2 separate regions of the Homo sapiens genome follow, and region 1 is linked to region 2. Evidence: chromatin loops called from intact Hi-C (ENCODE). Cell type or tissue: HCT116. All regions are shown on one strand. Each heading gives the region's core, and the rest is flanking DNA. Links, peaks and the distances in the headings are about the cores only. Region 1 overlaps STK39 (serine/threonine kinase 39). Region 2 overlaps STK39 (serine/threonine kinase 39).

Evidence for each region. Peaks named below come from ENCODE experiments on the same cell type or tissue, not always from the same donor. Only the 100,000 strongest peaks of a DNase experiment are listed, where the experiment ranks them.
Region 1: it touches region 2 in a loop (6-fold over the local background); 3 of 110 quality-filtered maps call a loop at or near these places.

What each region holds. Positions count from the first base shown.
Region 1 is chr2:168,158,734-168,163,130 of GRCh38, forward strand. It overlaps STK39 (serine/threonine kinase 39), which reads right to left. Exons shown (of 18, transcript NM_013233.3): 5 at 3,054-3,109. Among named protein-coding and RNA genes, the nearest start is that of STK39, 87 kb to the right of the region's middle. In HCT116, for the core only: a CTCF peak has its summit at 2,339; a DNase peak (open chromatin) is centred at 2,378; H3K27ac peaks cover 292 bases.
Region 2 is chr2:168,214,759-168,219,155 of GRCh38, forward strand. All of the region lies in intron 1 of STK39 (serine/threonine kinase 39), which reads right to left. Among named protein-coding and RNA genes, the nearest start is that of STK39, 31 kb to the right of the region's middle. In HCT116, for the core only: no CTCF peak of the experiment used is centred there; a DNase peak (open chromatin) is centred at 2,013; H3K4me3 peaks cover 1,656 bases; H3K27ac peaks cover 4,000 bases.

The DNA of each region.
Region 1 (4,397 bases), core at 101-4,100, 56 kb before region 2:
GATGCAATAGTACCTTCCTCATGGAGTTGTGCTGAGGACTGAATGAGACTCAAAGCATTCAGAATCCAAAACCTAGCCTGACACACAGGAAGCACTCAAGACACATTAGTTCCTGATTTTATACCCACGTTCAATAGAAATGTACATTCTTCCCAGAGAATTTGGACTGTGTTCAACAGAACCAGGCTCATTATCCTATCCACCACACTTCTAGCTGCATAATAAAGTGAGGGTTTCTCATGGTCTAAATCAGGCCCTTTAATCTTCTGTTTTCTGATAAAAAGTTCTGAAAAAGGGAATTTATACATATGTAAAAGTGAGTGTTTCCCCTAAAAAAAAACAAAAATCATTATGTTTTCTATTAGGATAGCAAAAATGCCCTTTCTTAAAAACAGTGCACACAATAATATTCTCAAGGTGGGCAATGTATATTACACTCAAAGAAATAAATGCAAACTTAACTTCTCCCCTGCTTAACTTTTATTTCAAACTACAGGGCCTCAGAGGCATAAAGATACAAAGGGGAAAGAGCAAAAACAGACTGGGTAAAAACAATGTATTATTTGTCCAGGTAGCAACAAAAAGGGACCGTCTCACCCCTGCCGTTGCTGAGTCTCCACATTCCACTCTTCCCCCCGATCTCGCCTGTTTCACCCACCGACAAGGATGCCAGTAAAAGACCCAGAGACTCCTGGTCCTCATTTTTGTTCAGGCAGCAACCAAGTACCTGACCAAGAAAGTCAATCTCCTATAAAATGAGGACAGCAGTAACATCTACCTTTCCAAGGAGACATTAAAAATGCTTTAAGGCAATAACCTTATATTATAGTGAACACTTTAAAAATTCAAACTTTAAATACTGTATTAGTTGGATGTTATGATCAGGTCAGAGAATATGGGAGAAATTAAATGTGAATTCTAGAAAGCGACAGTTCCAGAGATGCAGAAGCTGTACATTTAGGTGCCTGTCAAGCAGCCACCATACATCTGGGAAATGGCCATTCCAGTTTGTGTTATTACACAAGCATGAAGTCGCATACTCAAAAAGATACCAAGGAAGTCCCGGATGGCTGGAACACAAAGTCCTCAGCACATGCCAGGCATAGAAAAGGCACAGCCCTCTCTACACATCAATTCACTTAATTCCCACACCTACCCTGTGCAGGGGCTTCCTGCCTGAGCCCTTCTGAACTCAGCAGCCCGCACAGTGCAGGCACGTACTGGGTCACAACAGACTCCTCGGCAGTGAGGAAAAACCCAAAGGCCTGTGATGGAAGGAAAAAGCCAGGAAATCTTACCTCGGGGATTCTTACTGGGAAAAAGAAAAGGACAATGTGTTCCAGAAGGCTCAGGGAGAGGCTCGGATCATTAATCTGACAAGAATAATGGGATGAGATGACTGGCAGAGGACCAAGTAACAGAATAAGGCAGGGGCTGACCAGCCTTCACATTTCAAAGGCAGTTCACTGCTATTTTGACCCTTTTAGTGAGAAATCATCATTTCATCATAAAACAGAAAATTAGTTGTACTTCCTTATCATCTTAGAGCAAGATTAATGGCAAGTTAGCTTCCAAATTCCATAATTAATAAGTATTACCTTTTGATAAGTCATAAACTCTCCTCAGAGCTGAAGCTCTTGCAGGACAATTTGAGGGTCACATGATCTCCAGTCAGTGCAAGGGAGTATCACTGTGATCCTGTTAGTCGTAGTAACAGAAGTAATAGTAGTAATAGTAGCAACAGCAGTAGCAGCAGCAGCCATGGTAGAACAGCAGTTATTGATATTTACTGCTTGCCTATTATGTGTTGGCCACTGTTAAGATCACTGGACCTTGATTTCATGAAAGAAGATGAAGTAGTTTATATTTTTACCCTTCTTTAAGGAAACTGAGTCTTAAGAAGGTTTGGTAACTTGCCCAAGGTGGTACAGCTACTAAGTGGTGGCCTCAGAATTTCGATCAAGTCAGCTGACACCAGAGCCTGCACTCTGAACAACTAGACTGCTTGGGGCTGGACAGTTTGAAATCTTTGCCCACAGATGTCTCTTAGCTGTTACTTGTTTAACTGAAGTACTTTTTCAAACTGTCCTTAGCCTATGGGATAAGGTCCACTCATGAGGACAAGATATGCACACACAAAGCACTAACTCAGATGGCTCAACAACAAAATCCAGCCTCCACGATGAGGAGAGGCACCAGAGTCGGGGGGTGGGGGTGGGGGGCAGCAGATGAATCAAGAATTGCCAAAGATTGATAATTATTGAAACTAGGTGATGGGTACAAGTGGGCTCATCTTACGCGTCTCTGCAATGACAGGGTCACTCCAGTAGAGGGAATGACTGTCTAGCCAAAAAATGCCAAGAACACTCCCCCAAGAAACCATGAAAGCTAAAAGGATTGCTGAGACAGACTTTCAACGACATGGGTAAAGCAAGAGTTAATATGGGCGTGGCTACATCTTATCCCAGGCCTTTAAGGTTACTCTAGGGCCAATAACAAAATAGAGGCTTTGAACACGAAAGGTGCTCACCTGATATTGTGTGTTCATGTAAAAGACATTCATTGCATCCCCAGCCTACCAGCTTTGTCAAGAATAGCCATGTTGGGTCAGAGTTAAAAACAAAATAAGGCCCAGATTTTTAATGTTCACAATTCTTTCAGATACCTCTTAAGAAATAAATTAGTTTTTAATTGATGTGTATGATGTTTTAAATTTTCAAACCTATCGAAAAATGTTTTTACAAGTGCATTTCTTGAAGTTATATGAGTATTACCATTATAAAATGTGAAAGGTAGAAAACATAATAAAATTGAAAATAAAATTATTCTTTATCAAAAAGCTATGTACTAAAATGGCATTTTTCACAGGATGATCTAATGACTTATCAAAACAATAAGGAAAATATGTTATCCTTCGGACCCAAACATTCTGTAAATATCATTCTGAAAAGAGATTACATGCATTTATTCATTTCTCAGGAATGATTCTACATTCCTTGAAACTGTAACACTTCCGTAATCAAGTAAAAAATTTTTCTATTTATCAGCTTTACCTGCTATTTGTACTGAACCATCCTCACCCAGAAGAATATTACCAGCTTTCAAATCCCTATTAGAAAAAAAAATAGAAAATAAATTGTAGGGTACAGACTTTATAGTGTATTGATTCACTCAGGAAGATTTTAAAACATATCATACAACGCAGCTCTTTGACATAATAATTTCATAAATATTAAGATAATAGCACAGATTTTAAAAGTTATAAGGATAGGCTGGGCACAGTGGCTCACGCCTGTAATCCCAGCACTTTGGGAGGCCAAGGTGGGTGGAGCACCTGAGGTCAGGAGTTCGAGACCAGCCTGGAAAAAATGGTGAAACCCCATCTCTACTAAAAATATAAAAATTAGTTGGGCATGGTGGCAGGTGCCTGTAATCCCAGCTACTTGGGAGGCTGAGGCAGAAGAATCACTTGAACCTGGGAGGTGGAGGCTGCAGTGAGCCAACACCGTGCCACTGCACTCCAGCCTGGGCAACAAGAGTGAAACTTGGTCTCAAAAAAAAAAAAAAAAAAAAAAAAAAGGTATAAGGATCCACCTGTCACTTTATAGTTTACTCGTGGGGGAGAGTTAGGATTTTAGAAAGAAATATTTTCTATGAAATAATTATCCAAATTTAATTAAATCATCAGTAAATAGACTCTCTATTTTATGCTTCAGAGTTAGACACTGCCCATAAACTCACACTACTGTCATTCTACCAAGTATTAAAGCCCAGTCTATGTAAAGCTCCTCTACTTCCACTTAAATTTGGGATGCAATTCCAACTTAATTATCTTTCTGAAAAATGAACTTCTCTCTGGTGAGAGACTGATTATAAATACTAATTATAATAATAGATATTATATTTCTTCACCGTATAAAACCTGTGTAATCTTAGTACTTTGAAAAATGACAACTTGCAATTTATAAATTTGATTTCTAAAGTAACTTTTTTCTAATTATTGAAAAATATAGGCCAGCCACAGTGGCTCACGCCTGTAATCCTAGCACTTTGGGAGGCTAAGGTGGGCAGATCATCTGGGATCAAGAGTGTCAGTCCAGCCTGGCCAACATGGTGAACCCCATCTCTACTAAAAATACAAAAATTAGCCAGGCATGGTGCCGCATGCCTGTAATCCCAGCTACTCGGGAGGCTGAGACAGGAGAATTGCTTGAACTCGGGAGGCAGAGGTTGCAGTGAGCTGAGATCACACCATTGCACTCCAGCCTGGGCAACAGAGCAAGACTCTGTCTCAAAAAAAAAAAGAAAAAGAAAAATATAGTAGAAATAATTAAATATAAATTTCAGGGTAGGAGAATTACATTATTAGTATTACTGGTAAATGGCTATTTACTTGC
Region 2 (4,397 bases), core at 140-4,139:
AGAAAGTCAAGAAATAATGTTGTACAGGGTAATTCTGAAAAAGGTCCTGCCCAGACCACTGATAACTGTGTGCCACGAACTGAGGTAAGATTTTCCTCTACACTGGAAATCCAAAAGAGTGTATTGGTTTGCTGCCCCTTTTTGGTAGCAACTCTATTCTTCATTTTGTCATTTGCTGTTTTTACCCAGTAGTATATCTCTTGGAGCTCTCTTCATGTTAGTACATACCATCTTTTATCAGTCTCTTTTACAGCTCTAGGGATGTACCATGATCCATGTGTTTTCAACACCGTATTTGCGCTGACCTTATATAATATGCCAACGAATGAAGGTTTCACAATGAAGGATCAAAAATGGCTTGCAACAGTGTGTGCCAAACAAAAAGCCCTTTTCTGAAATAAGTTTAAATTGTAGAGTTGTTTTTTATGCATCCTTCATAGCCAGACTGCTCCCACAAACCACTGGCATTACCAAATGGCCAGGACTCCAATCATACTCTCCCCCCATTTCCACATCCTCCAAACTGAGGTTGATTTAATTTGATTTTACAGGGGAGAAAAAAAACGTTAGCTGGATAAGAGTTCATTGTGTGGTTCTTTGCTCCAAGATGACCCTTCCGTAAGCCCCGTGACCACCTGGCCTGGCTGTTTGGTATTAAGTTTAAAAGCCTGGAATTAGTTCAGAGAATACACAGGGCGTTAGCAATAAATAAGTTCATGAAGCTCTCCTTGGACCTTCTGACTCCTCCAGCTACCATGCTAAAAACTCTACTTTTGCTGGATCTGTTTCCCAAATCCCAAACATCAACATGTCACCTGCTCAAATACAGTGTATCTAACAGAGTTCTCTGAGACTTTTTCATCAAAATAAACTAAAAGGCTGCCCTTTCTAATAATTAGTCACGAATGTCAGTTGCCTCAAGGTGACACAGGAGAAACAAATCTGACGTGTAAAGGAACAGCAGCTGGAAATAATCAGACAAGAGGAAAGGGGGAAAAAATGGAAATATTCCTTTCTGGGCTAGGTGAGGAACTGTATTTTAGAAAACCTAAAATAGCCTTTTATCAGAGCTGGGATAAAGGTCATCACCATGGACCATGGTACTGGGGTAGAGGACAAAGCCACCTCTCAAGTGCACCTCACCCTGCTCTCTAGGGACTGACCAGAGAGTGGGGTCTGTGAAGGTGCCAAGGATGCTCTAGCATCTCTAAGGACTGGGCAGTTATGCAATACATTTATGTTTTTGCATAGCATCCCTCCCACAGGGCATTCCAATAAGCTTGACAAAGGAAATCTTTCATGTATTGGGTAAAAGCAATGTGAGGAGAAACCTCACATTGGTGGAAGAGAGACAGGAAACAGAGTTCAGATATGGATAGGCCTCCCGTGCTTCCTCCTTAGGCCTGCAAACCCCAACCCAATATGAAGGGCAATGGGAGAAATGGGCAAGGTGACCTGACCAGAGGTACATGGAAGGTAAGGACTGAGTCAAATCAGAGGGAGACAGATGAAGGCTTCCTGTCTCCCAGAGAAGGTACGTCCTCACTCTTGGCAAAGGCAGAATCATCTTCTGTCAATCGACTTGAGGTTGGTTTGGGTTTTTGTTTTGTTTTGAGGCCAGCTATTTATTCTACTTGCTAAATAAGAAACACAAGTAGCAAAATATTTTCCTAATTTACGACTTAGCAGCCTAATTTATTTTGACAGAAACAGAAGCACGCCTGCACACCAAGGCAAAAGTTGTGTTTGGCTGTTTGAAGATCTCCTTGGCATTCCTGCAGGAAATTCCTAGGTTTGGACAGTCCAGGAGAAGGGGCTAAATGTCTTTTTTCAGTGACGTGAGTCATCTAATGAAGTGGCAAATCGCCATCCTCAGCTTGAGCAAACCTGACAGAAATACGAGTTTTTAGGCAAAGAAACGTTGTTATAAGCCACCTTCAAAAGAAGACATTATTCGTGTGCTTTCAACTTTCTAAAGCCAAGGCTAATGCCACCGCCACACCTCTTAGGCATGGATGATCTCATGAACAGCAGCGGACTTTCATCTCCTGAGAGGTCTTGGTCACCGGCTCTGTGCCAGGCACTCCCCAGCTTGGTGACTACCTGCATACCTGCCCCTTTCCCATACCAGGAAGCTTTACCCAACCAACCCGCTAGGAACAAGGCTTTTTTAAAAGCCAGCCCAGGAGCCCAGAGGGGCGCTGGTTGGAATATGGTGAGCTCTAGTCCTAGGTTCTCAGCAGAAGCAGACATGCTCTGTTGGGAAAAGAAGACTGCTCAGACCTGCCAGGGTTGTATTTCCACAAGCCATTATCCTATGATGTGAATAAACTCACAACACGAAAATCAGTGATTACGTGTTTCTCTGCAGCTCTACCTGTGTCTTCAAAAGCATCCCACTCTCCCATGTTATTGAAGAACATTCCACCAAGGGTGCCTAGAAAGTAATGAGTCTGAATTCCTTAAGTCACACAGGGAACATGTTCCATTACAGATCCACCTGGTAGAATTTCCTATGGACCTTCATTATTGGAGGAGGAGATTCAGATTCAGCATGAATTAGAAAACCCCAATTTCTATCAATCAGAAAAAGGCCAGTATCCGGATGCAGGACGGGGAATACTCTGTTTCTTTATCGTAACCTTTATTACCTTCCTATACCACAGAAATATAGATCTGGAAAAATCAAAGAATCATATAAACTGACATTTCAGAATATTTTTATGTGAGGATCACAGATTATCCGATCCTTGGCCCCACTTCCCACAAAAGAAAAAAGATATACAGTTGCCCCTCAGTATTCGTGGGGGATTGGTACCAAAATTCATGGATGCTCAAGAACCCTGTATAAAATGATGTAGTATTTGCATATAACCTATGCATATCTTCCTGTATACTTTAATCATGTCTAGAGTAATACCTAAGACAAAGTAAATGCTATGTAAACAGATGTTATACTATAACATTTAGGAAATAATGGCAAGAAAAAAAGTCTGTACATGTTCAGTACAGATGCAATCATCCATTTTTTTCCAAGTATTTTCAATCTACATTTAACTGAATCCACAAATGCAGAAGCCATGGACATGGAGGACTGACTGTAGACATATTTAATAGTCAAAGCCAGCCCTAGAAACATAGTCTCCTATGGAGGGGAGGAAGAAAAAAGCATAACTACTAATTCTAAGATCACGTCCATGTTATCATGATTTAGACAGAAATAGCCTCCTAGCAGTAAATCACTAAAAGTCTCTTTATTTTGAAAGTACTAAGATATGTAGGATCATATAAACATCTTTTAACACCATGTCATCATTAAGGAGGCAATAAATGGAAATTACTGGCATAACTTTTGCTAAAGGGAATTGTAATGGAGAAAGAATTTAAACAGAACTAGACCACATAAATTGGAAGAGAGTTCCCAGATAACCCCACACTCTAACAAAGCTTCTCTACTCTGAAACATCGGCACTGCAGCTGTCACTTGCCAAGGCCCATGGGACAGCAGAGGTGAATGTACAAATTAGACAAGTAACTTGTAAAGAACCACAAAAGCTCAGAAAATTCCCCAAAAGAATATCTTGGGAAAGTTCACTTTCGCAGTGTTCAACATGTATGATCTTTTCCGCTAAGCTGACTGGACAAAGTCCTATCATCAAAAATAGTGACCGTAGGGCACAGCACCATGCATACCAGGGTCAGGTCATAGGACAGCGGTATTTGCGTCAACTGCTCTCCCACTTCTCCTAGCCAAACGCTCAACCAAGGTAGGCTTGCTAGAGCAAGGGCCAAGTCACCTAAAGAACATGACTGTCCTGAGAGAAACTCCTGTGATTTTGTCTGAGTAAAAAGGCTCAGAGACAAAATCGAAACAGTGTCACATCTTTCCAAAAGTAATTCCAGCCATAGAGAACAAACAGAAGAACACAGAATACACTCCTCCTCCACCCCCAAAAAAATCAAGTGTTAAGAAATAAAAGCAGATTCCAAAAGCTCTAGACTCTGAAAAAGACGTGGGGAAAGCCTCAATTAAACACAGAGAAAGCTATTAGGAGAATCAAAAGATTGACAGAAGTTCATGCATCCATTCAACAAATAACAACCAGCTCCCAACTAGTGGTACGAACCGTGTTAAATCTTACTACATAAAACTCAGGACAGGCATGCTTTTTATTCTTCAGGAACTTAAAAAGCTACCAGACGAAATAAGCTATAATTATGCCCAAGCTGCTACATTACACAGCTACAGGTCATTTTCCCTAAGAATCATATGAATCAAGAATTTGGGGTGGGCATTTAGGTGGAACCTTGAAAGATTCACATAATTTGTATATTAAGGAAGAAAAAGTGAGATGATAGCACTCTAAAAAGTAGGCAGAGGGTCAGGCGCGGTGGCT